Regions from separate parts of the Mus musculus genome. Here all the other regions are linked to region 1. Evidence: chromatin loops called from intact Hi-C (ENCODE). Cell type or tissue: heart. All regions are shown on one strand. Region 1 holds the start of Atad2 (ATPase family, AAA domain containing 2). Region 2 holds the start of Zhx2 (zinc fingers and homeoboxes 2). Region 3 holds the start of 9130401M01Rik (RIKEN cDNA 9130401M01 gene). Region 4 holds the start of Zhx1 (zinc fingers and homeoboxes 1). Region 5 holds the start of n-TMcat16 (a tRNA gene).

Region 1 (5,000 bases):
TTAATAGGGGCAGGAGAACCGACAGGAATTCATCTTACTGATACAACTGCTAGAAACTATGTTAATGTTTTGTCAGGTCTCTTAAAGCAGAGGTTACTATGTTGCTATCACGTGAGCAAAGTCTAAGCATTAGGCCTGGCATAGATCCTTTTTTTGGGGGGGGGGGGTTACTGATGGCTGGAGATGTAGATCCGTTGGTAGAATGTTTGCCCTTCATGCAAGAAACACTTGATTTGGGCTGGAGAGATGGCTAGGCCGCTAAGAGCACTGACTGCTTTTCCGAAGGTCTTGGGTTCAAATCCCAGCAACCACATGGTGGCTCAGACCCATCCATAATAAGATCTGATGGCCTTTTCTGCAGTGTCTGAAGACAGCCAGTTATCACACTTGAAGCAGGTCCAGGTGGAGTCTGTTACACATAATAAATAAATAAATCTTAAAAGAAAGAAAGAAGGAAAGAAACTCTTGATTCAATCCCAGGCACCACATAAATGGTGTGATGGTACAGATGTGTAATTCAGCACTCAAGGGGTAGAAAACAGGAGTATTATAGATGAATATCAAGGTCCAACTAAATGCCCACTGGGATCTCCAGTTTCTTCTGCCTCAGAACAAAGAATTGAGACAGGGATATGTGGATAGTGGTAGAAACAGAAACTGCTACTACATACATACATACACACGTTTTGTTTTAGAAAAAAGTTTTTTTTGTGTGTAGTCTTATAAACCAGGCTGGCCTACTACTCATGAGATCCACCTGCCTCTGCCTCCTGAGTGCTGGGATTAAAGGCGTGAATGAACCACCACTGCCAGCTACAGAAACTGTTTATTAAGAGAGTACCTCAAATCAAAATGGGCCAGGGCTGGAAAGGTTAGAAGTTCAATGGAATCTGTTCCTATTGAATTGGGACATTTATATCTCTTGTTTAACAAAGCTTTTTATTTATTTATTTTTAATGCCAAATGGCCTCTGTATCAATTAAGAATGACAGAGGTGATTTATCTGTTACGTAGACAGCCACCCTGGGCTACTCCATGGTGATCTTGATGGCTTTGTTTGGGGCAGAGGTTGTCAGTCTTCCACCACCAGCTGCCACAGAGGGTCCTATCATCGGCCTTATGTCAGACCCAGAAGGTCTGAGAGATTTTTCTGCGGAGGAGGAATTCTGGGGAGCTGAGGTACCTTTGCAAGGCAGGGTAGAGCAGTCAACCCGTGTCCACAGTTTGGACTGGGCTCTGGCAGTGGGTGAGGGATGGGGTAGTTCTTTGCCAAGTGGCCAGTTAGCATCTGGGAAGCAGGTCCAGGTGGAGTCTGTTACTGCTCATCTTCCTCAGCTGAGGCTAGCAGAGCTGGTATTGTCTGCCGGGGGAAGCCATTTTCATGAAACACCTTAAAATGTCAGTCAGAAGCCGGGCGTGGTGGCACACGCCTTTAATCCCAGCACTTGGGAGGCAGAGACAGGCAGATTTCTGAGTTCGAGGCCAAGCCTGGTCTACAGAGTGAGTTCCAGGACAGCCAGGGTTATACAGAGAAACCCTGTCCCGAAAAACAAAACAAAACAAAAAAAAAATAAATAAATAAGTAAATAAATAAAATAAAAATGTCAGTCAGCAGATCTCTTTGAGGGGTTTGAGAGCCATCATATAATCTATTATGTATACCCCTAATTAAAAAAAAAATGTTGCATTTAATTACTTTTTTTACGCTTAACCTTGACAAAATAGACACAGCAAAAGCTTGTCTCTGTAAATGAATTACATTTGTACCTAGCACGACTACAAACCATTCTGAGCACAGGAAAGAATTTGATCATTTATAAGGTGACTGGCCATTAACTTTATGTCGTAATTACTTTACAAGTTAGCTTTTTTTTTTTTTAATCCCGGGTAAGTTTATATGACTCATTCTATCCCAATAGCTGTTGCCAGTTCTTTTAGCTGTCTTTAAGGACCATTATATTTTCTTTCTTTCGTGCAGTTTATTTTTGTTAGTTCATCAATAAAAACCTCTTCAAGTCTCAAAGTCAAACCTATCGGAGGCAAAGTGCTTGGTTTAAGGACCTTTTTTTTCTGGCGTTTGAAGCCTAGATGGCGGGAAGCCGCCGGCAGGGAGCCAAAGGGCCCTTCCGCCTCCACGCGCCAAAATTCCAAACAAGACGCTGCACCGCTCTCTCCGTCTCCTTCCACTGAGGGCGGAGAGCCGGAACTACAGCTGGAAGAACGACGTCGCAAATTCCTGTGAGGGGGCTCGACGCGGTTCGCTGGCGCCTCGGTTCGCGTCGGCTCCGGTTCCCGCGCTCTTCGGATTGGAGGAGAATTTCGGGTTCGTCGATCTGGGGGTGGGGTCAGGAGGCGTGGCCGGCGGCGGAGGGATTCGGCGCGCGTACGCTGCGGCCGCTGGGCGCGCAGTTTGTGGCGCCAGAATTCAGAGCGCGTGAGCGCCTGAGCAGCCTCCTCCGGAGCCAGGTTCTCCACTTCCCCCGCCTCGGGTTCCGGCTTCTGCAAGCGGGGCACCATGGTGGTCCTCCGCAGCAGCCTGGAGCTGCACAGTCGCTCCACCACCTCCTCGGCCACCGACTCTCTGGACCTGTCCAGTGAGTTCCTCAGCCTGCAGGACAGCGGCGGGAGGCGGCCCAGATTGCGCCGAGCCGGGAGGAAATCGACGGCGTCCAAGGCGGCGGGCGTGAGTACCGACCTAGGGCGGGGAGCTTTGGGCCCCGGGTTGGAGACGCGCGCCCCGCTCTGGGGTAGTGGGCTGTCGTGGACCAGCGAGGTGGAAGGTTCTGGAAAGACAGAACTGGCTGGAAGCGGGCAGAGCAAGTTGGTCGCCACCTCTTTCTACGCAAGAGGAAACCTAGAGCCGAAGCGCTGCGTAGGGCCGAGCGGAGGAGCTTTGGGCCGACCTTGTGCTCCCCCCATCACCTCCTTCCCGGTTCCTTCCCCGGGTCGCGTCAGTCAGGGGAGTGCGAACCCCCTGACTGCTGGAGCGCGTGCACGGGAGCATCTTGAGTTGTGGGCCCAGACAGTAAAGAGTCCACTGACCTCCATGTACGGTCCAGGGAGGTTCCATCGTGAGACTCAAGCGAAGTAAAATATCAGGTTGCATAATATGGAGGGACGAACGGCGACATTGCGTGGTTGCACTTTAAGTCTCTTGACAAGCCTTAGAGGACCTTCTGGTTGGTGGTTATCGGTGTGACAGATGAAGACATGGGCTCCAGAAAGGTAAACAGAGAGTGGTAGACAGTTCTGGAATTGGAACTTCGGTTTTTTGTGCCTCCCACAGCTTTCCTTTTCTGGCAGCTTCATGCTGCATTTACAGTCTCTGTAGTGGGAGGTTTGCAAATGCTTCTTGCCCATCACTGGGACCAGTGCGGAGAGATTACACATCGCCCGGCTTCGGCGGTGGTGGAAGGGGGACAGCGGGGACAGCGTTCACCAAAAAGGTTGAGGTTGAGGAAGAAACACTAAAGTTTCCGAAACCGGTAGTGATGGTCCGGTTGCAGTGAGGGAGTAGGAAAACAGACGCGTAGCTGGTCAGGAGACTGGAAGTCTGATCAGGAGCGCTGCGCTGGGAGTGACACAGCAGTGTCCACTTAGTTCAGACAACCCTAATCTTGTATTGGCACTATATAAAGTGAATCACTTGTAGACAGACGTAGCTTCCTTGGGGACTGGGATGAAACAGTCTTCGTTTGTTTGCTTTGTTTTGGTTTGGTTTTTTTTTTTTTTTTTTTTTTTTTTTTTTTTTTTTTGAGACAGGGTTTCTCTGTGTAGCCCTGGCTGTCCTGGAACTCACTTTGTAGACCAGGCTGGCCTCGAACTCAGAAATCCGCTTGCTTCTGCCTCCTGAGTGCTGGTATCAAAGGCGTGCGTCACCACACCCGGCTTATATTTTTGAAATGAAGTCCTCCCTTCTATAAATCAAGGTATTTTTGTAGAGCTTCTAATTAGAGGCTAATTAGGGGTGTTATATCGGATTTTCCTCAAGGACGACAGATTCATATTACAAAACACCATCTATACCAAGCATAAAATAGCTTTGTATTTGAAAAGTTTTATAAACTGGGGGCTTTATATTTAGTCCCATGTAAGTAAAAATGTATGTTTCAAAAACTTAACTCTCAGCCAGGCGTGGTGGCGCACGCCTTTAATGAGGCCAGCCTGGTCTACAGAGTGAGTTCCAGGTCAGCCAGGGCTACACAGAAAAACCCTGTCTCCAAAATCAAAAAACAAAAAAACTTAACTCTCTGCTTACCCTAGTCTTTGAATATTTCTTAATTTCCAGTCACATATTTTTCAACAGATGGTAGAGATACAGATACAGATGGTACTTTGGATGGTAAAATTTATTCACTTTAAATTCATTATTGTGATTTTTCTTGGTTTAATGTTGGAGACAGACCTTAAATTCTGAAGGTATGGAGAGGGACCCATAACTACAATGTACCTTGTTTTAGTTTTGAAGGCAGTTCTGTCATTTCGACTTCAACAGGTTCTCATCTGCACTGACTAGATTTTTTTTTTTTATGTGGTAGTGGACCCTTAAGTTACCAATGTGTAGTGTTTGGTGAGTCATCACCCTCGTTACATTTTCTGGACAAACATGGAAATGACATGGAACACTACTTATTTATTGAGCCTGTTTATCAGTGTACATCTGGAGTCCACATCCCCTTTGTAGAAGATTTCTGGACTTCGCACACTTTCTTGAAGCCCATTCTATGGATGTACTTTTTTTTTTTTTTTTTTGGTTTGGTTTTTTGAGACAGGGTTTCTCTGTGTAGCCTGTCCTGGAACTCACTTTGTAGACCAGGCTGGCATATGACAGACATATGCAACCTTGGACTTCTGATCCTGCTGCTATGCCCCCACCCATACCCTTCCCATTCACATCACCCCAAGTGGTGGGATTGCGGGCAAGTGTCACCCACCATGTCAGGGAGTAAATCCTGTACTTGCAGTTTCATAGCCTGTTCGAATACTTGTGATAAAATAAT
Region 2 (5,000 bases), 440 kb after region 1:
TCATGAAGACAAAATAGTCTAATAATAAGCACTTAGGATAGTGTCTGGCATAGAAAAGTGTTTAATGACTGTGGGCTCTTGTTAGTATCCGGAACATTATAGTTGTTGAATGAACAAATGCATCAAATGCTTACTCGCCAAATAATGAAGAAACAAATGAAATCCAGATGAGTCTCTGAGTGGAGACCCAGGGCAGTAGCTATTGCACTCAGTTCTGCCTGCACTTGACCCTGTAGTTGGTCATTGTAAAGACCCCCTTGGATCAGAGATGGATGCCATGGCGTCAACACAGACTCTCTACATTGTGCCCTGTGGGTTGGCCAAGCTGTCTTTACTTCTAGGAGCCTTCTGTTTCCTCCACCAGAATCTAAAGACAATACTAATAGTTGGTTTGTGGGGTAATGGTGAAGATTGCATGATAAAGCATGCTAACCATCCAGCAAGCTTAGATACTGTAACAGCAGTACTCTGAACACTTACCAAACAGCAACATGATCTCCCCTCCCTCCCCCAGGGTTGTTAAAGGCACAGTGTTCTCAAAACCACCAAGGCCTGATGCACCAGGACGTGATCAACACTGGACAAATCAAGTTCCTCTGTTTTCAACCTGGGAATCCAACGTTTGCAGTGTATTTGCTTTTTATTTTTCCACCCCGCTCTTTAAATGATGTGTCACTGATTTATTCCAAAACTTCGGCCTTCTGAATTTTCTCCTTAGCTGACATCAAACCCTGCTAGAAAGTAAGATACAAGTTCATAGTATAGTGATGGAGTCGAGATTTTTTTTTTTAAACAGTAACAATATTCCACACACCACAGGCCTGATTATTGTCAGGGAGACATTTTTTTTTAAAATCTTATTCTTAGATTTCCCCCCTGGCTTTAAAAGAACAAGTGTAAACAGCTTTATGTAACTTTCACTTTAAACTTAAACCTTTATGTTGGTCCCACGGAACCACTTGCCGGCCCCATTAGTCTATTTTTACTATCAAACAGGTCATTTAACAAGATATTTATTCCTCTTGGCCGTCATCCAAATGCGTTTTGACATTACTGCCCTGGGTCTGAACCGCTTAAACTGGAGGCTCTTAGAAACAGAAAATCACCTTTTGACTTAAGTCTCCAGGAGCGCTCAGCCTCTCTTCACTTCCATGGCATTAAATTCTGCTCTACTCTTAGAGCAGCCAAAAAACCGAGAGAGTATGTTTTAAGAGAATTGTTGTGGGAAGTCCAAGAGCTTAGAGGGTCACAGAGAGGCATTCCAGTCTCCTATATCCTGCTTCAACAGGGAGCTGGCCTGAAAATTGAGGAGCTGTTCACTTCCAGAAAGAAAGAGATCTTCAGAGAGCAGCAAATGGAGAACGCTGGGCTTTAAAGGACAGTGATGCCTGGGGCCCCAGCTGAGCCTTGACTCTGAAGAGGGAGGGGTGTTTCCTCCTCCTCCCCGCCCCCAACAAAAGGCCTTCGCGGAACAGTGGAACACAGAGACCCCACTAGCTTTGAAGCCAATCAATCAGGTGGAAGTCTGGGCAAATCACGACTTGGCTGCCGCGACAGGTCTCCTCCACCCACCCCGTTGGATAAGCTCTCCTCATCCTCCTCCACCACCTTCAGAGCACAGTACAGCTAGGGGGCCAAAGGGACGTTCCTGTGATGCTCCTGTTTTCCAACTTTCCGAGCTTGTTGGTCTCCTGCAAAGCTGCTAGGGAAAGGGCAAGTTTGCAAAGCTCAGGATCCCAAGTCCTGGGGGAAGCCACAAAGACGCTCCAACGCCAGCCAGCAATGCTTAACCTCTTGTGGGGCAGACTGGAAAACGCCACGGCCACTTAGGCGGGAGACCCGGGTTCCGGCTGGTCCCGGCAGGCCAGGGACAGCAGGGCCCCCGGGGTCCGCGCGTCCCCCGCATCCCCCTCCCCGCGCACCTGAGCGGGGCGTGGGCACAGCGCCGCACTCAGGCCCTGCCCGCAGGTCCCTCGCCCGCCGCCCGCGCCGCGCTGCGCGCCGGCCGCCTGCAGCCACCGGGAGCGACGCGAGGAGAGGCAGCCTCAACACGGCGTCATGCTTCCTGCCACCACATTACGGCGAATCGTCACCAGGAGAGGGGAGCAGAGGGGAGAGCGGGGGAGGGAGGGGTGCAGCCACACGCAGCCCCCAGGCTTCCAAAAAGCGCCGAGACGGGGCCACGTCCCGGTGGAGTCCCCGCGGGACCTGCCCGGTTTGCACAAAGCGCCGCAGTTTGGCCAAGAAGGCAGGAAGCCGGCCACAAAATAAATAAATAAAAAACAGAGTCGAGTCTACGTAACGCCCTGTCGAAAGCGGACGCCATATTTTTTTGTGGCTTATGTCGACATAGGGAAACGTAGACATGTTTTTCCTCCTCCTCCTCGGTCTGGCTTCCATTTATCCAAACTTGTAATCAAAACTATTTCATAAAAAAAAAAAAAATCTCCGTACTCCTCTCCCCGAAACCGCGGATTTCCTCCCACCCTCAAAAAAAAAAAAAAAAAAAGAAGAAAAAAAAAGCCTGAACACCCCCCTCCCGCGCACCCCCATTCCTAACCCGGCCAAGTCCCATTAACAACACATTTTCGGGAGCGGCGGCGGCGGTGGGAAAGTTGGGCTGGAGTGGCGGGCGCCCGGCGTGTCGGGCTCCGGGCTGGCGGTGCCCGCTGCGGGTGCTCCGCGCCGGGGCGAAGTTTCTTACCTGCGCCGGGGCTGCGAACGCGGGGACCCGGGCTGGGAACGCGGAGACGAGGCACGGGCGTTCCAAAATGGAACTCTGCTGGCTCCCCCCACCCACTCCCCACTCCCCACCCGGCGCCCGACTCGGGCTCCGTGGGAAAGAGGTGGTGGTGGGGGAAAGCCAGCCTGGCAGACAGACAGACAGACAGATAGACAGAAAAAAGCCCCGGTACGGAGAACGGTTGATCGAATTTTTTAAAAGAAAAAAAAAAAGAAAAGAAAAAGAAAAAAAAAAGAAAAGAAAAAAGAAAAAAAGGGGGAAAATGCCTCGATCAGTGGGGAATCTACGCCAAAACCCACATGATCTGTAACGTCAGCATGCGTATTTGCATACGATACCACCACCGGAGCTGCCACCCGGGCTCGGGTTCCGCAGAAAGTTACAAAGTGAAATTCAGGCCCCCCCGCAGACTTCGGCAAAATGTCATTTTTAGGAGGGAGTTGCTGGTGGGGGGAGGCTGCCCCTAAAGGCTCAGATGAGTGGTCATCCCGGGTGTTGGGGGGGGGGGAGTGCTTAAAAGTCTGAGTCCAGTAACGGACTCATTGGAATTTTTGCGGGAAGAGGTGGGGGAGGCGCAAGCGAGATCATTGACTATTGAGCACGACCCGGCGCGCTGCCGCGGCCAAACCCTCTCGGTGCAATACCCATTTTCTTTATGAAAAGTTCAAGGTGTCACTGATGAGCTCAACAAACTGTTGATCCTCACCACGTGGAGTGGCGGACCGTGAGACCGCAGGGCGCTAGGGCTTGCCCGGCGCCAGCAACACCCCAGACTCCAGGTCCTTCTGCAGTGCGTGGGGGCAGAACGCGGGTGGGGTCGTCACGCGCCCTGGGCTCTGCTTGAGTTTCGCCCGCCTTCTGGCAAAAGAAAATAACAACATACTTTAAAACTTTTTTCTTTCTTTTTTTTTTTTTTTTAAATCGAGATGCGTTTTACTCCCGGAATAGTAATGAGAGGGCTTGGGAATAGGGCGGGGAAGAAGGCGCCCCACTTACATAACCACTTGAAGTTAGATCACTTTTGCTGGGGATTTCCGCTTGCGCCTGAGCTCAGTCTGGTTAAAGATCTTCAAACTTTTTCCCTCCAAACCCATAAACAAACAAAGACACCCGGGGAGCTGACTCAAACTTGTGTGGCCCGAATTCACAGCGATTCTCAGCTTCGGGAAAATGCACACGCCTGCAGCGCGCACACTGGAGTCCCCCAGAAGCGAGACGGGTCATTTTCGGAGCTGGGACAGCCGCGTTCCCGGCGAGAGGGGTCTCCAAACGAGCCCTCCATCTGCGTGCGTGCGTGTGTGTGTGTGTGTGTGTGTGTGTGTGTGTGTGTGTGTGTGTGGTGTCTGCCCTTTGCAGCCCTGGGAACCGTGAACTAGAGACCCGGCTGCTGTGCTCCGGCGATCACGCAAGGTTAAAATTCTCTAAGGGAGCATCCGAGGGAAGATGACGGACCTAGCAACCTGTCAGCGTTGTGCATTCTTGCTCTCAGAGACCCTTTCCCCCTTCGCAGATTCTGGGGGCGTTTGGGAATTTGTTGGGTGTGAGCGCTCTTGGAGCCCACCGTAGGGGGTGGAGGCTAACTCTGGGACCCAGATTTGACACTAGGAGTTACTGGAGAAAACAGAGGGCTTGGGACTTGAAGACTGCGGAATTGCCTCCCATCCTGCGGATTAGCAGGCGCATCGCATTCCGGCTTCCCAGCCAGCTCTGCTCCGGGGAATTAGAACGAACTCTAGCGGCCGCTTGCGACTCCGCTCGGGGCGCCAGGACAGCAACAGGTGGCTGTGTACTGCGGGGTGGCCAATGGCGATGACTTAGTCTAGAGGAAGACTGGTTTTGGGGGCTGATGGATGGTCACGGCTCTAGGGAGCCTCTGCTGGCATTTTTCTTTCGTATTAGGTTTTTTTTTTTTCTATTTAAGATTAAATCAGCGCGCATGCTAAATTTCTTACTTGCCTTCCAGCTTTAGTTGGGTTATTGCTAACTGAGGGTGGAGGGGTTGCCTCTCTCTTCTCCCTGCCCCCCACTCGTCTTTGTCCGTCTGTCTTTTTCTTCCTAGATAGGTTTAAAAGCCCAGAAAACCGGATTCTGACTGTGGACTGGCTTTAGTGCTTCCTTTCTTACGAGAGACAAAATCCGACGGGGTTCTTAGGAGGATTCCATTCAGATCTTTGTTGGTGACTATAATCCGGATCGTGCCCTGACTTTCTCAGACTCATCTGATACCTATGATCTGAGAGTCTTGTCAACTTTTATC
Region 3 (5,000 bases), 100 kb after region 1:
ACCTGCCTCTGCCTCCCGAGTGCTGGGATTAAAGGCGTGCACCACCATGCCCGGCTGTGAGGCCATGTTTTGCAACTCCGATTCCAAGCCCTGGCTCTTCAACTGTAGTAGGGGATTTTTAAAAGTCCTAATTCTAACTACAGTTTGGAATCTATTAGTCAGTGGTCTCTAGAGGCACAGAACTCATGGGTAGTCTCTATATAGTAAGGATTTGTTGATGACTTACAGTAGTCCAACTCCCAACAATGGTCAGCAGCAGCTGTGAATGGAAGTCCAAGGATCTAGCAGTTGCTCAGTCCCACAAGGCAAGCAGGTGAAGAAGAGAGTGAATCTTCCTTCTTCCATTGTCCTTATGTATGTCTCCAGCAGAAGGTGTAGCCCAGATTAAAGGTGTGTGCCACCACTTCTGGGATTCATAGCCACTATGCTTCAAGATCTCCCTGCCAAGATCCAGGTCAGAAACTTGTATCTCCCAGATTCCAGATTAGAATCACAGGTGAGCCTACCAATTCTGGATTGTAGTTCATTCCAGATACAGTCAAGCTGACAACCAGGAGTAGCCATTACAGTATCCATAAGGTTTCCCAGGGCCCTAATGGCTACATTCTCACTCTCAACTGGGATTCTATCATAGGAGGCAATGCTGGTAGACTCAAGCTGGGAGAAGCCTGCCTTGGCTGTTATATAAGATTTGGGGGGGCTGGAGAGATGGCTCGGTGGGTAAGAGCACCCGACTGCTCTTCTGAAGGCCAGGAGTTCAAATCCCAGCAACCACATGGTGGCTCACAACCATCCATAACGAGATCTGACTCTCTCTTCTGGGGTGTCTGAGGACAGCTACAGTGTACTTACATATAATAAATAAATAAATAAATCTTAAAAAAAAATTTGGGTTCACATTTTCAAATGAAAGGTAAACAATTACTAGTCAATAGACATAGCTTTCTTTTTGTAGACAAATCTGCCATGACTGTGGGAGTAGAGTAAGCAAGGAGGTTCTTTTAGCAAAAGGTTGGAAACTACTGAGCCCAGGAATCTTGAGTGCAAAGGGCAAAGAGCTATCACTTCCCCACGTGCAGCCCTTAAACAACTGCTGCCATTTTAGCACACGCTCTGGTTCAGTTGTTGGGCAGGAGGCTAGAGCTAGCAGGCCTGAGCAGGAGGGAAGACATTCTGAGATCAAATATCTTTCATAAAGAAAAAGCTGGAAGAACTCCTCCTTGCCCGCCTTTGCTCTGCTCTTCCTCCGCTCCTGGAGCAGAGATCTTGAATACACCCATGACACCCCTTTCACCTCTAAAGCTTTGTGTGCCTTATTTTAATCAATACCCATTTTATAGACTGGGTCACACAGCTAGCGAGCCAAGGCAACAGAGCCACACACACGTGGCTCTTGCAGTCCTTCAGTACTGTGCTGACACAGTTCTGGGCATAGACAGGGCATACTGGGATTAGGGCAAGTATAGCCCTTTTTAGGACATTATTTTTTTCCTGGTGATATTAGGAACTTTTCTTATAATTCTCTATAATATCTGAATTTTTCTTAATAAGAAGTATTGCATTTCTGATGAGAAAACAAAACAAAAACCCCAGGTATTAAAAAAGAACTTCTCTGGATGGATCCCACAGTAGCTACTGCCTGGAGGCTCCCTGCGTGGACTCTTCCAATGAGGCTATTGAATATGCACTGAGTTCCACATTTGGTGAGCCAAGGGCAGATGAATTTTGAAATCCGGGGAGGTGGTTTGGGTTGCCCTGTACGAGTCTGTAGAGTAGAAAATAGGGCTGAAGGAAAAACCCTGGAAGCAACTGGTGGAAGAGGAGCAAGTGTGAGGGCAAATAGAAAAGCTTTATTACTAGCTCCACATTAGTGCTCTATAACACAAGCCAGTGTTTTGTCCACGACCTTTACATTCTAGAGTCAAAACGTTTCTTGAAAGTCTCAAAATTCTGCTAGCCTTGATCCAAGTCTTTAAATTGTGATGTCTAGTTTTTTTAGTAAATGCGTGAAGAGTTCTGGTCTCTTCTTCAGAGACCCTGGGCTTTTGAACAAGTTACCTGACTTCTTCAAGCCCAGTATCTCCTTTTACAAGATAAGAATAACCGGGCTCTTCTCACAGTTATTGGGAAAGAAATTTTAGAAATAAAATGCAAAATAAAATGGGGAGAATACTGTCAGTGGTTTAAAGCTGATACTTACCAAGTTAACTGGCTCTCCAGAGACCACGACTATTCGAGGTACTCAGGAGGAACTCACTCTATCCAGCTCTAGACACAAAGAGGTCAAAACCTTTGTTGGGTGGTTTAGGAGGCCCTGGAGTCAGGCAAGAATTTCTGCTCCACCACGGAAATCCCCAGCCGCTGAAAGACTACCACTCCCAGAATGCAACGCTCCGGCCGACAACCCACCGCTTCCGTGTGGGCGGCGCGCCGGTGCCGCTCTACACTCTACCTTGCCTCGGCAGCCTTGGCGCGGCTGCTGTCGCGCGCTTTGGAGGCTGGGTGATGGGCGTCGCTCTAGGTGTCGCCTCGTTTCGAGGTCCAGTTGCACTTCCGCGCGATGGAGACCGGATGCTGGGTGCTGGGCGGCGAATTTGAGGACTCGGTGTTCGAGCAGAGGCCGGAGCGCCGGCCCGAGCCGCCCTCCCCCTACCGCGCCAAGCTCTGCGAGCCGCAGGTGAGACGGCTGCCCCTCTTGCCGCTCCGCTCTGGAGCCGGCCTGCGGCGAGGCCCACCACCGTCACTGTCCACCCGCCCTGCAACCAAGCACGGCGACTTCACTCTTGTACCCTCGGGTTGTCTGTCTCCGTCCCCCACCCTCAACCCACGTGTCCTGCAGGCGGGCCCGGGCTAGCATCACACGCCCCCTTCCTGCCTCCAGCCCCGCCCAGGTGCTCCGCCGTAGCATCCTTGCAGGCCTGCTGGCTGCCTAGAAGAATAAAATAGTTCCAAGCTAATTATGTTTCATCATTTCCTAGTAATGTATTGAGACTTGGATATGTTATTGTTGAGTTGGGATGGCTAGCTATGTGACTAAATGGTTGCAGAGTGCCGAACCTAACGGTGGCTCAAATACCTCGTCTCGAGTGACCCAGTGTTTAAAGAATAGAACAAAGTTTTTCTTACTGTGATGGCCCAGTAGAAGGAGAGGCACTAATTTAGCACGCTTATGATGAGCCTTGATACTCAGTGAAGTGTATTTCTCAGAATACAACCAAGCTATTACAATGTTAACTGTACTGAGTCAACAGAATTTAGAGACTTTCTTCAGCCTCAGCAGGTTTTATTGTAAAAGAGAATAGGAGATGCTTCTTTGGGGCTGGAAAATTGGGCATGCAGAATGCTTTTCATCCTTTTTTTTTAATTCTTTCTTGGTAGTTACATCTGGATCTCACCTTATGTCCAGTGGGTTTACATCAGAAGAGGTCGTCTTACAGATGTGTCCTCAGATCCTCCAAATCTTTGTCTGGGATGCACAGAAACCTGACTCCAGTTAAAATTTCCTGTGCTCTGTGTGCCTTTGTAGCATTTTTATAATAGGACCATCGCCATAATCACAGTTTCCTACGTCTTGTGCACAATTTTGTCAGTCCCTATTCACTCTCAATTGCTCTAAAAGAAAGCAGATAGCACTTTAAGAGTCACTGGACTGCACTTGGTGATGTCATTTCCAATAACTTCACTGTGGTTGAAACCGTGTGCTTTTATTTATTTTTTAAATCTGTCATTGACATGTATAGACATGTGATCATTACAACTTTTATTTTTTAAAACCACGTTCATTTATTTGTGTGTGGGTGAGAGAGCCATGGCACTGTGTGGCGGTCAGGGGACAAACTGCAGTTGTTGATTCTTTCCTTCCACCACATGGGGCCCATAGATCAAATCAGGTTGTCCGACCTAGTGACAAGTGCCTTTACCCGCCGAGGCATCTCACAGGCCGTCTTATCATTTTAATAAAAATTGGGCTGTCAGAGAGATGGCTCAGCAGGTAAAGTCACCTGCAGCCGAGTTTGATGAACTGTGTTCTATCACCAGAGCTGGAAGAGTAGAAGGAGAGAACCAACCAGCAGTTATGCTCTGACTTCCGTATGTGCTCAGTAGCGTGGATGGGCCCACATACGTATAACATGTATTAAAAATATTTTTTTTAAAATCTGGGCCATCATGAAGATTGTCATTGGTGGCTCAGTGAGTGACGTGTTTGGCGTCTAGCATGAGGATTCATGATTCCTAGCACTCACATAAACTGGGCGTGCCAACCAGCACAGGAAGGCGGAGACAGGAGTACCTTGGGGCTTGCTGGCAGCCGATCTAGCTGACTGGTCCAGTGAGAGACCCTGTCTTGAGGTAACAAGATTGAGACTGATTGAGACAACTAATGTTGATCTCTGGCCCGCACACCACATGGGGATGCACACATTTACTGCGCATGTAAACGTATCATTTAGTCTGATGTGGTCATCCGGGTCTGTAATCTCAGCACTTGGAGGGCGTACGATGAGATGCTGTTTTAAAAAGCAGAATATAGCCATCCCTTGTCCATTGCTTTGCCTTGTGTCATCCTGAAGAAGTGTGGCCTTGACGTTTAGATGGTTGTGTCATGGGAAAGTGCTTTTGACTGTGAAGTGGAAAAGCATACTTCAGCCGCCATCGTAAACTTTATCTTCTTGGTTCCTAGTGGTTTTATGAAGAGACAGAATGTAGTGACGATATTGAAGTTCTCACTCTCAAGAAATTCAGAGGGGACCTGGCCTACAGACGACAGGAATACGAGGTGGGGGTCAACACGAGTGGGACTTTGGCATTTCAGCTGGGCTCTGGTTTTATCATCAGTAGCACATGCAGAGAGCAGTGTGTGCCAGGTTAGCAGTGTGCTTTGTGGATGGATTTAGTCTTTGGTGGGGCCTATAGATAATCTTAGACTCTTCAGTCTACGCCTTTTCTACAGGGTCCATATTATGTTTTGTTTTTTCATAATTCCAGACAAAGACTACTTT
Region 4 (5,000 bases), 59 kb after region 1:
AACGACTTCTCATCTCTAACAGGGCTGAAGTCTTGTCATGCTCGTCTGGGGATGACAAGCCGCCAAGTTTGTGCATAAAAACTCTAGGCTTCTCACTGTGCCAATCCGCGGTTAAAACTCACTTCTGGAGCTGCGCAGCTGTTAAAATCAGTCATATTTACAATTTTTATAAATGAGTTTATTTTAATAGAAACAAGTTACCCTGTAAGCGTGGTCTCTAAACAGATTTATGTGGGCTGGCACAATCTGCTATGGGAAACATATATGCATATTGCTTAAGTCTGCAACGTTCTCTCTCTCTCTCTCTCTCTCTCTCTCTCTCTCTCTCTCTCTCTCTCTCAAGTGCTGGTAACAGTCTTGCTTTGTGCAAGGATGCCAGATAATTGGCAGCACTTCAGCCAGGGATACTGTTCCCAGCACTGTGCTATTGAAATTGTTTTCCTGGACAGAAATGCCCTGTGGGAGTGACCTTAAATTGGGAGGCTTTGGGGAGTGAAACAGGCTGGCTGCTTTAGAGAGAGAGGGATAAGACTATAAACTAGTGCTAAAAAGGAGGAATAAGAAAAGGGAAACAGAGAGAGAGAGAGAGAGAGAGAGCTAGAAAGCGAAGTCCATATGCCTCAGCCACTTCAGATTCTCCTCAATTTTCACTTTGATGTATTCTATGAGCATGTGTTTTTGCCTAGCATCTAGTCTGTAAGATCCTGGAAGACAGAACAGAGCCTTCCGGATCCATGGCTTCCACATCTATGATTCAACCAACTGTGGATCAAAATGTTCAGGAAAAAAAAAATCATGCATCTCTGCTGAACGAGTCAACTTTTTTTCTTGTCTCGGTATGTTAAACAGTTACAGTACAGCAGCTCTTTGCCTGGTGTCTACATCATCCTAATAGAGATGAGGTAAATTCCATCGGGGCATGTGCACAGATTATATGCAAATTCCATACCAGTTTATTTAAGGGACTTGAACAACACTCTATTTGGGTATCATGGAGGGTTCCAGAACAATCCCTTTTAGATACCAACGGACAACAGGATGGCCTTACTCAGTTTTACATCTCCTTTAGTGTCCGGCACATGTGGTCCTCAAAAAGCAAATGGTTGAATGCATGAACAAAAGGTTGAATATCTGAATTTAAAATATTTTCTTTGTTCAGAGTTAAATCCTAAACTGGGATTCTCAGTGGACCTGGAACTGTCTTTGGGGTGAGCATAAACTGGTGTGTGTGTGTGTAACTTTTTGTCTTGTATTTTTCTTATGAGGGATACATAAATACATTGTGTATTTAAACACATTGTGTATTAAATACATTGTGGAGAATGCATTGTTTTATTTTACTGATGTTAGTACTGTATTATAAATACTTTCCATTAAACCACTTTCTATTAAAAACTACACTGATTTCTTAAATTCTTTGTATAAGTAGTTTGCATTCTGAATTTAGTTTCAAGGGGCTTGAGCGCTATTAATTTTTGTTTTAAGAATGGGCCGAGAGTGGGACAGGGTTGGGTTCCTCTGCTGGTGAGACCATTAAGCCTCAGCATACACAAGTTTTAGAATTTTAGGATGCAACTAAATATTGTGCACGTTGATATCAGCAGCCAGGTCTTCCCTTCATGTAAATGCAGAGTGCAAATTTTCGGGCTGGTGTGGCTTGGTGGAGCTCTGCTATCAAAACACAAAAGGGTCCATGACTGGAATGGGGGTGGGGACTAAACATCCAGGCGCCAAAGAGTTCTCTTACGTCCGTCCGGAGCGGCGAGTACAGGAGCGAACACTCGGAGTGGTTTCCTTTCGCCCTCGTTTGTTATATTCAATGGAACAATGACGAGAGGGCTGAAGGGCAGAGGTGGGGAAGACGCTGAGGTCCTCGGCTGGCCGCGCTGCGGGGCTGGTGCCCACTGCGGAGAGCTCGGCTTCAGTCAGTGGCTCTCCGGGGAAAGAGGGACGGCAGCAGGAAGCAGAGGCGGGAGGCTCCAAGTGGGGCCACACTTAACTTTTCCCGTCCAAAGCTGGAACTACGGGGCTCCTGCTGGACTCGGGCTAGGAAGAGGCGGAGCAGCGGCTGACAGGAGCGCGGGACTGTTGACAGCGGGTGGGGGCGCGGCTGGCATCCAGAGGGCGCTGCCAAGGAGGAGCCGAGAGTGACAGTGGGCGTGGCTTAGGGAGGGGCGGGGCCTTAGGACGCCGGCTCCGGGAGAGATGGGGTTGGTTTCGGAGGACCTAGGCAGTTTCAAGGGAAGAAAGCGACCGAGGTCGCGGGAGGCGGGGTCCGACTTCTGACGACCGCTGGCCGAGCAATCGCTTGAACGGGGCGGAGCCTCGCAGGCCCTGGAGGAGGAGCTTCTCGCGACGGGGCGTGGCTTCTAGTGACAGAGGCGTGGCCCCCTCCTGACAGGGGGCGTGACTCTCCCTGACAGAGGGCGGGGCGGCGCACACCTCCCGCAGCGCCCGGTTCTAGAGGAGCGGCCTGGGTCGCATCCCAGAGGAGCGGCGGAGTCCTCGAGTGGGGTGCCCGGCTCGTCCCCGCCTCGGCTGGCTCCTCCTCGCGGCCCTTGTGGGTTCAGGGAGCGGAGTCTCTCTCGCACCCTGGCCTGGCCTCTCGGCGCTTCTGCCGGGCTGCAGAGCTCCGTGGGGGGCCCCCTCGCGCGAGGGCCCTCCGAGTGGTTCCGGGGTTAGGGTTCACGGGTCAGAGTTGACTCCCTGAAAAGTGCAGTCGCTCTGAAATGCAAGATGGCGGCGGCGAGGCGCTGAGGCGAGGCGGCCCCTGCAGGTAGCTGCGCGAGCGGGCTGGGGACTGGGCCTCGCGGTTGCGGGTGGAACCCGAGCAGGAACTCGCGGCGGGTAGGGAAGCCGAGAGGCGCGGGCGCTGGCGCGACACGGGACGGGGCAGCAGCGGGACACAGACACCCCCCCCCTCTTCGGGACCCAGCCCACGGTGCTGGGGCACGCAAGATCGGACCCGGGGGGAACTGGGCCTGCCCCGCGGCGGGGCGGACGGAGTCGCAGCTCCCGGATTCTCTCGGGGGTTGTCAGAGCGAGGACGGAGCTCTGGGTGGAGGGTTTGGAGGGAAAGCCCCAGCGCCTTGGTTGGGAGAGCACTGAGTAACTTGGGGGCGCAGAGGGGATGGGGAGCCGGTCTCCCTGGGGGGAAGGACGTCTCTGGGACAGCGGACCCTAACTACCGTGCGGGTCCTGGGGAAGATCTCCAGCGTTGGGCCTCCGGAGGCGTGAGGCCACCTCGTGGGGACACGGCGCAGCCCCCCTCTGAAGAGTCAGCCAAGGATCTCCGGCTGGACTGTAGCGCACTGGCTTTGGGGTCGGAGCAACGGGAAACCTCAGCAGAGAAGACTCAGGAGTTGCATCCCCAAGAAGTATAGTGCGAAGTATATTTTGAGGAAGAGCAGGCTTTTAGGGGAGAAGTTCATTAAAGAGGGTGGAAACACACTTGTCTCTGCTTAGGTAGTGGAGCGGGAGTGCAGACTTGGGAGAGCGATGGACCAGAGGAAACTCCAAGCCTTGGGGCTTAAAGGGAATTGGCTAGGAGGGAATAAAAAGGACTGGGGTCTGATGGCAGGAAAGCCGAGCCCTGACTCATTTCTTGTGTATTTACACCGAAGTTCCAAGAGAGGGACTTAGAATTCTTTGTTTCGGTACTCCAAAGGTACCAGTAAGAAACGAACCAAACGGAAGAATAAGATTCTGTTTGCTATCCTTAGCTTACTCTGGGCAAAGCAATTGGAAAACTGAATGTAGAGAAGAAGCATAGATAAAGTAGGAATGCTCACAGTACTTTTCTGTCACTAACCCTTCTCTAAAAGACAAGACCAAAACAAACCAAGAAGAGATAAAATTTAGGAGGAAATTATGAGAAAGGCCGATTGAGAAGTTGTGACATTTTTAGGGTGGGATTCCATGCAATTCGAAGAAGCAATTCTCTCGGAGATTAATATTATGGCAAATGAAAATCCGGAAGGACCACTCCTTCCCCAGGAAAAGACTGTGTATTGTGGGGTACACAAGTACACCTTTCTATTTGTGGTGCTGGTCATTGTATTTCAGAAGTCTTTGTCCTAACACTTTAATTTGTATGCAGTAGTAATTACCTGTTTCTTTTTAAAATGCCTTGAAAAAGTCATTATTTCAAACTGGCAGTGGGGATTAATAGAAGTTTGTTCAAACAAGGCTACTGGCACATAGATTATTTCTAAAGAAGCAATTCTGATTCCAGATTTTAAGCGAAGGAAAGAAAGGCTGAGTGCTGCCAGGGACAGTAGTTGGGTAACAGGGCATATAAGGAAAAGGACATTCATGAATATTTTTTATCTTAGTTTCTCTCTCCATCCTCCAAGCATTTTAAAAGTATACAGACTAATTTTAGGCAAAGTAAAATGCATAATCTTAGATTTTGTTTTGAATTGAAGTTTCAAAACATAGCCTAGTCTGGCCTTGATGCCATGGCAGTCCTCCTGCCTCTTCCTTGTCAGTGCTGGGATTACAAGTGTGTACCACCATCTCAATCTTAGATACTAATTTTTTACATTTTTGTTTATTTGTGTTTGAGTGCAGTTATGTGCACATCCCACTGCCTGCATGTGGAGGTCAGACGACAACTTTCAGGAGTTCTGGGTAGCAGACTCAGGTTGTCAGGCTTGGTGGTAAATGTTTTTACTGACCAAACACCTCACTGACCCTTAGGCATTTTTGTTAATATAGAATTTATAGTATTTTATTTATCAATGATTTTTTTTATAGAACTACCTCTTGATATGTTTTATTTGACTGCTTAGATTAAAATGAGAAAAAAGCCGGGCATGATGGCACATGCCTTTAATCCTAGCACTTGGGAGGCAGAGGCAGGCGGATTTCTGAGTTCGAGGCCAACCTGGTCTAAAAAAGTGAATTCCAGGACAGCCAGGGCTACACAGAGAAACCCTGTCTCGAAACAAACAAACAAACAAAATGAGAAAAAATAAACTCCAAGAGTCCTAGTGACT
Region 5 (5,000 bases), 160 kb after region 1:
CCCGAGGATGTGGCTCCTAGTGGGAGGGTGAGCCAGGCCCTGAAGGTACCCGAGGATGTGGCTCCTCTTTGTGGTAGAGCCATGAGGTTTTGGGGGGATACGGTCAAAGTCACTGTAACATTAGTAATGGCCACTCTAGTCTCAGGGAGCCTATCGAGCGCTTTGGGGAACATCTGGCCAACAGCAGGGGTAAGGCTGCTTCATTCTTGGATGCTGCCAGTAACAACAGGCTGCCTCCTGCCTAGCTGTCCGTTCATCAAGCTGAACCCAGGCTGGGGGGACTGAAGCCTTCTGATGCCCTGGACAAAGAGCTGTTCCCCTCAGGGCGCATCTGAACAGCCTGCCTTCACACCCCTCGTCTCTTTGCCTCTGCTCCCTCTCTTTGCCGGGATGGCTTCTCCCTTCCATCTGTCTTGTTATAGTCAGAATAAAAGATGAGACTCCTGCGAGCCTAACCAAGGCCAGCCAGGCAGGTTGCCAACCCCAACTGTAAGAGGTCAGCGTGTGGGAAGAGGGGGTGCTTTCCGTATCCCAGAGGATGACAGCATAGTGTCCGACCCTGAGGGCCTCCTCCTCTCTCAGTTCTCAACTCTCCTCTGTTTCTTCTTAGTTGAAGCAGAGGTCACGGGAAGGAGGCAGGAGTCCTAGTATGCAGGCATTTGGAGCCAACTCTTCTGACCTCTGTTCCAGCTGAGCAGTCACTACTGGGGACTGTATGAGGAAAGAGCAGGCAGAGGCCAGGCCAGACAGAGGTGGCTCTTAAGCTAGGTACAGTCCCTGTCGAACCGATGGAGACAATGAGCTGAGGGTGAGACAGAAGTACAGAGAGAGCGAGGTGTTAAAAGTCTCAGTCATTCCTACCAGCTGACCTTCTGGTCTTGACCTTTGGGTAAATGGAAACTTGTCCCTGGGGTGAGAGGACAGGAATGAACCTATTCTTCTTTTAATCTGCCCACAAGTTCTTCAGTCTTCCGCTATCCAACACATCAATACAACTCTGCTGTGTTTGTTACTAACAAAACTTAGATCTTCTGGAATTTGAAGACTTTTCTGTGACACCTAGAGCCACCTTCGTGGTAGCATGAATAATAAAAGGTCTCTCACTGACTTGGATGTTGGATTAAAGTGTCTGCAGGACTTGGTCCTCCCTGGGTCCCCTTATTGGCTGTGGATAGATGGCTGTCTTCCCCCTGCACCCTTCTAGGTGTTCCCTCCGTGTGCACTCGGTCCTCCTTTCTCATAGACACTCCAGGCAGTTATAAAGATCAAGGAAGAGGCACACGCATTACTAGGTGTGATGGCTATTCTTGATTGTTAACTACACCCGGAGTTAACTAAAACCCAAGCGGCTAGTGTGGTGGCTTGAATAGAAATGTCCCCCAAAGACTCATGTGTTTGAATGCTTGGCCCATAGGGAGGTGTGGTCTTGTTGGAGTGGGTGTGGCCTTGTTAGAATAGGTGTGGCTTTGTTAAAGGAACTATGTCACTAGCTGGGAACCTGGAGCACACTGGCCTGCAGCCAGATCAACAGGTTGGAGAGTGTCCCTTCCAGGCAGCTCAACTGGTCTGAGAGTGTCTTTCTCTGCATCACTTCCTTCCTGCTTCTATATGCTGGGGAGAGGGAGGGATGAGGCGAGTCTTGTCAGTTTCAGGAATTTCCTGGGGCCACTGAATTGCTTACTTCCTGAGCTTAAGGAGCTTCTCTGCAGGATGGAGTTCTTACACATCAAATGACGGCTCAATACGTTTAAACATGCAGTATGGACCAGACAAGAATCCAGTTCTGTGTGTTGTGTGTAGAACACACAGTAGTAGAAACCTGTAAACTCATCTATACTGCGGGGCATCCCTTGTGCTGATTGCTTCAGGTTGCTTAGGACAGAGAATAAAAGAGCCACATGTTGGAGGCGGTGGCCAAGAAAGAAGCTGTTTCATTGGGAGAAGGAGTCAGAAAGGAGTTAAGTGGGGAAAGAATTAGCAAGTTTCAGAGGATGTGACCTTTGACCTGACAGTTGAAGGAAGAAATCCAGGTAGCAAAGTCACCTGAGCATAGAGAGGCCAGTCAGGTGGAGGCGGCCTGTGCACAGGTGGCAGTGGGAAAGGCCTGTTCCTGCAGTTCCAGAAGGTACAGCTTGGAACACTTGGTCAGCTATGGGTCTGAGAAATGACACACTCACTTCCAGCCAAGCCTGTAGTCCCGTGGGATGCGGGGCACCATCCACCTTGTATTTTGGACTCTGTGCACACAAAGCCAGAGGTTCATTCTGGGGCCTCCCTGAGGAGTGCACTTGCTGCAGGAACCAGGAAGCTGGGCATGTGTTCACACACCCAAAGGTTCCCTTCTGTCTTTGATAGTGAGTGGGACCCTGTTTTAGTTACAGTTCTCTTGCTGTGAGAAGACACCTTAAGCAAGGCAGCGAATCAAGGAAAGCATTTAACTGGGGGCCTGCTTCCAGTTTCAGATTAGTTTATGACCACCCTGCCTGGGAACATGGTAGCAGGCAGCCTTTAGTAAGAGCGGTAGCTGGGAGCTCACATCTTATCTATAATATAGGGGCAGAGATTGAGAGACTGGGCCTGGTGTGGACCCCTCCTCTAACAAGTCCACACCTTCCAATTTTTCCTAAACAGTACACTAATGGGGACCAAGGATTCAATTATATGAGCCTACGGGGGCCGTTCTCATCCAAACGGCCACAGATCCGCATTTAAAAGAGCCAGAAGCTTTACTGAGCGGCGTGTTTGCTTCTTGAGCAATGCAGCTCAACTGGAGAGTCCCAGCTGCGTGTAGCCTTCCGGACCTGTGCCTCCTTGAGCTCCTGGGGACGTCCGGAGGAAGCCTTGCGACGAGGAGAAGTCGTGGCAGAAAGTGTGAATGCTCGTAAATTATTACCGGAGGATCCTTCTACTACCGGAGGCTCCTTTGGCTCAGTTATGCCGGGTTAGGAGTGACCGTGAGAACCCAGCATCCGGAACGAGGCCAGGAACACAGTAGGTGACCAATAAATGTGTCATACCATTATGCGCGTGTAAACTCTATACTAAAACAAGCTCACAACAGTCTCTCTCTCTTCCATGCTCTCCCTCTCCAGGACGACTTTAGCGAGCAAGCCATTGTGTCTGTTGATGGACACAGGAGAATAAAGACTAGGCGAGTGCTGCGCTGGTCGGCTGGTTTCAGAAGGGCCAGAAATTCAAGTTCTGGAAACGTTAACTAAACTCAAGCCTCTGAGCATGCGCGCTGGGCTCTCCAGCAGAGTCTTGGGATTCTGGCCGGAAGCAGCACATAGGTGCCTCGTTAGCGCAGTAGGTAGCGCGTCAGTCTCATAATCTGAAGGTCGTGAGTTCGATCCTCACACGGGGCACAATACTTTTGGCCGCTCCGGGTCTAATTTCTTGCCAGAAGGAAATTTTACTCTTTCTCCTGGAATGTCTTGCGTTGGCGAGGTGTGGAATGGCTGCCGTGTTCTAAGCGGACCTGGACCTTGAAAACAATCTGGTGATCGATGGGGTCGCGGACTGCCCCGGGGAGGGAGGCGGTCCGTTTCTGCTTGGTTCAGGAAACAGTGTGGTGCGAGGGGCGTGAAGCCGGGAGGGAGGAGGTGGGGACCCGCCCAGGCGCTCGAGGTCTCTAGGGGTCCTGGCCACTCCTGCAGGCAGCAGCCGTGCGACCACAGGTCAGATAGCAAGTCCCGTGGGGCTTGTTGGCTATCGCTCATCCTCCACCTTCCCAGCAGCTACCCTCCCGGGTTACAGCCCTTCTTCAGAGCGTCTTGGGGCAGTGGAGGGTCAGTCATTTTCTGGGGTGTGTTTACTTCAGTGGCTGATTCGGGGGCTCGGAAGACAGGCACAGATGGCCCTCTTCACTCCCTGGGATCCAAACTTCCCTGAAAACTCTCTGGATCACCACCAGCCCCCACTCTGGGTGGTAGTACGCAGTAACGTCAGTTGGTCCTCTATTAATTCCCATCGCGCCTGGCTTTTCTTTTCCTTCGTACACATCATTCCATAGTTTCCTTGGAGGAGGCTTAGAGAACACTTAGCAAGCGAACACGTGGCTCTACCACAAGGTCCTTCCTTAAGGGGACCCTGCCTTCCCTTCAACCATGAGGTTTGGGGTCTGAAATATAGGGATGACCGTAAATGGAACCGGGGCTTCAGGTCAACTGTGTGGCTCAAGTTGGACTCTGGGCCATTGGGTCTGGAGTCTTTCCTCTTACGTACACCGTTTTGTTGTTTTGATTTTTGAGACATGATTTCTCTGTGTAGCCCTGGCTGTCCTGGAACTCTCTCTGTAGACCAGGTTGGTCTCCAACTCACAGAGATCCTCCTGCCTCTACCTCCCGAGTGTTAGGATTAAAGGCATGCGCCACCATTTTAGTAGTCTGCCTGTCTCCTTCCTTAGAGACAAAACAATAACCAAGGAGCCCTAACTGATTGCCTGACTGAACCTTGCTGTCCACCGCTGACCTGGGAATTGAAAAGCCCGTTGGGTCCCTGCTACCACAGACTGCAGTCGTAGGCGTGGCATTTCTTATTGTCTGCCATCAGAGCCACAATGGACATCCTCAGCTTTGCAGACATTTCGCCTTTGCGATGTCTTACTGGAGTCTGGTTTTTGGACTCCAAGCCTGGACTTGGGAGGTGTGTGTGGGGTCATGTCATAAATCTTGGTTTCTGTTCCTGGCTTCCTAAGCTTTGAAGACCTTTATCCACACTAAGGATTCCTAAGATTTTTTTTCCACCCATGACCCCTCCCTTTTTGGCCTGAGAAATTTTACGAGAACCTGGGTTTATAAGTATATAAATACATATACAAATAAAATTTATTGAGAAGAAACCACAAATTTATTTTATTTTTAAGTTGAAAAATAACTTGACTGTGATTGGAGAATCTGAAAGATCGTGGGCTGCTTTTAGTAAGAGTGCTGTGAATGGCCACCAACACACAGCGAACCTGAGGCTTGTCAGCTTAGGTACTCTGAGGGGGGAGTTTTTAA

Evidence for each region. Peaks named below come from ENCODE experiments on the same cell type or tissue, not always from the same donor. Only the 100,000 strongest peaks of a DNase experiment are listed, where the experiment ranks them.
Region 2: it touches region 1 in a loop (4-fold over the local background); 3 of 42 quality-filtered maps call a loop at or near these places.
Region 3: it touches region 1 in a loop (3-fold over the local background); 2 of 42 quality-filtered maps call a loop at or near these places.
Region 4: it touches region 1 in a loop (4-fold over the local background); 13 of 42 quality-filtered maps call a loop at or near these places.
Region 5: a loop joins it to region 1, with 2.6 times the contacts of the local background. A loop is called at or near these places in 2 of 42 quality-filtered maps.

The regions. Positions count from the first base shown.
Region 1 is chr15:58,132,490-58,137,489 of GRCm38, reverse strand. It overlaps Atad2 (ATPase family, AAA domain containing 2), which reads left to right and starts at 2,408. Exons shown (of 28, transcript NM_027435.2): 1 at 2,408-2,683. The coding sequence starts at 2,516. In heart, CTCF peaks have their summits at 2,168 and 2,367; DNase peaks (open chromatin) are centred at 2,389 and 3,409; H3K4me3 peaks cover 2,996 bases; H3K27ac peaks cover 2,066 bases.
Region 2 is chr15:57,692,709-57,697,708 of GRCm38, reverse strand. Zhx2 (zinc fingers and homeoboxes 2) reads right to left here and starts at 3,042. Exons shown (of 4, transcript NM_199449.2): 1 at 2,705-3,042. In heart, CTCF peaks have their summits at 1,972, 3,424 and 4,480; DNase peaks (open chromatin) are centred at 1,558, 2,138, 3,808, 4,458 and 2 weaker places; H3K4me3 peaks cover 3,763 bases; H3K27ac peaks cover 3,222 bases; H3K27me3 peaks cover 239 bases.
Region 3 is chr15:58,031,761-58,036,760 of GRCm38, reverse strand. 9130401M01Rik (RIKEN cDNA 9130401M01 gene) reads left to right here and starts at 2,467. Exons shown (of 6, transcript NM_029418.4): 1 at 2,467-2,677; 2 at 4,682-4,777. The coding sequence starts at 2,561. In heart, no CTCF peak of the experiment used is centred here; DNase peaks (open chromatin) are centred at 2,550 and 2,830; H3K4me3 peaks cover 1,594 bases; H3K27ac peaks cover 1,182 bases.
Region 4 is chr15:58,073,933-58,078,932 of GRCm38, reverse strand. It overlaps Zhx1 (zinc fingers and homeoboxes 1), which reads left to right and starts at 2,425. Exons shown (of 4, transcript NM_009572.4): 1 at 2,425-2,776. In heart, no CTCF peak of the experiment used is centred here; DNase peaks (open chromatin) are centred at 2,192 and 2,662; H3K4me3 peaks cover 2,848 bases; H3K27ac peaks cover 2,163 bases.
Region 5 is chr15:57,974,348-57,979,347 of GRCm38, reverse strand. n-TMcat16 (a tRNA gene) reads left to right here and starts at 3,293; the gene lies at 3,293-3,365. LOC115488500 (a long non-coding RNA gene) reads left to right here and starts at 2,002. Exons shown (of 3, transcript XR_003951568.1): 1 at 2,002-2,125; 2 at 2,632-2,991; 3 at 3,093-5,000. In heart, a CTCF peak has its summit at 2,114; DNase peaks (open chromatin) are centred at 415, 2,277, 3,277 and 3,577; H3K4me3 peaks cover 2,465 bases; H3K27ac peaks cover 2,233 bases.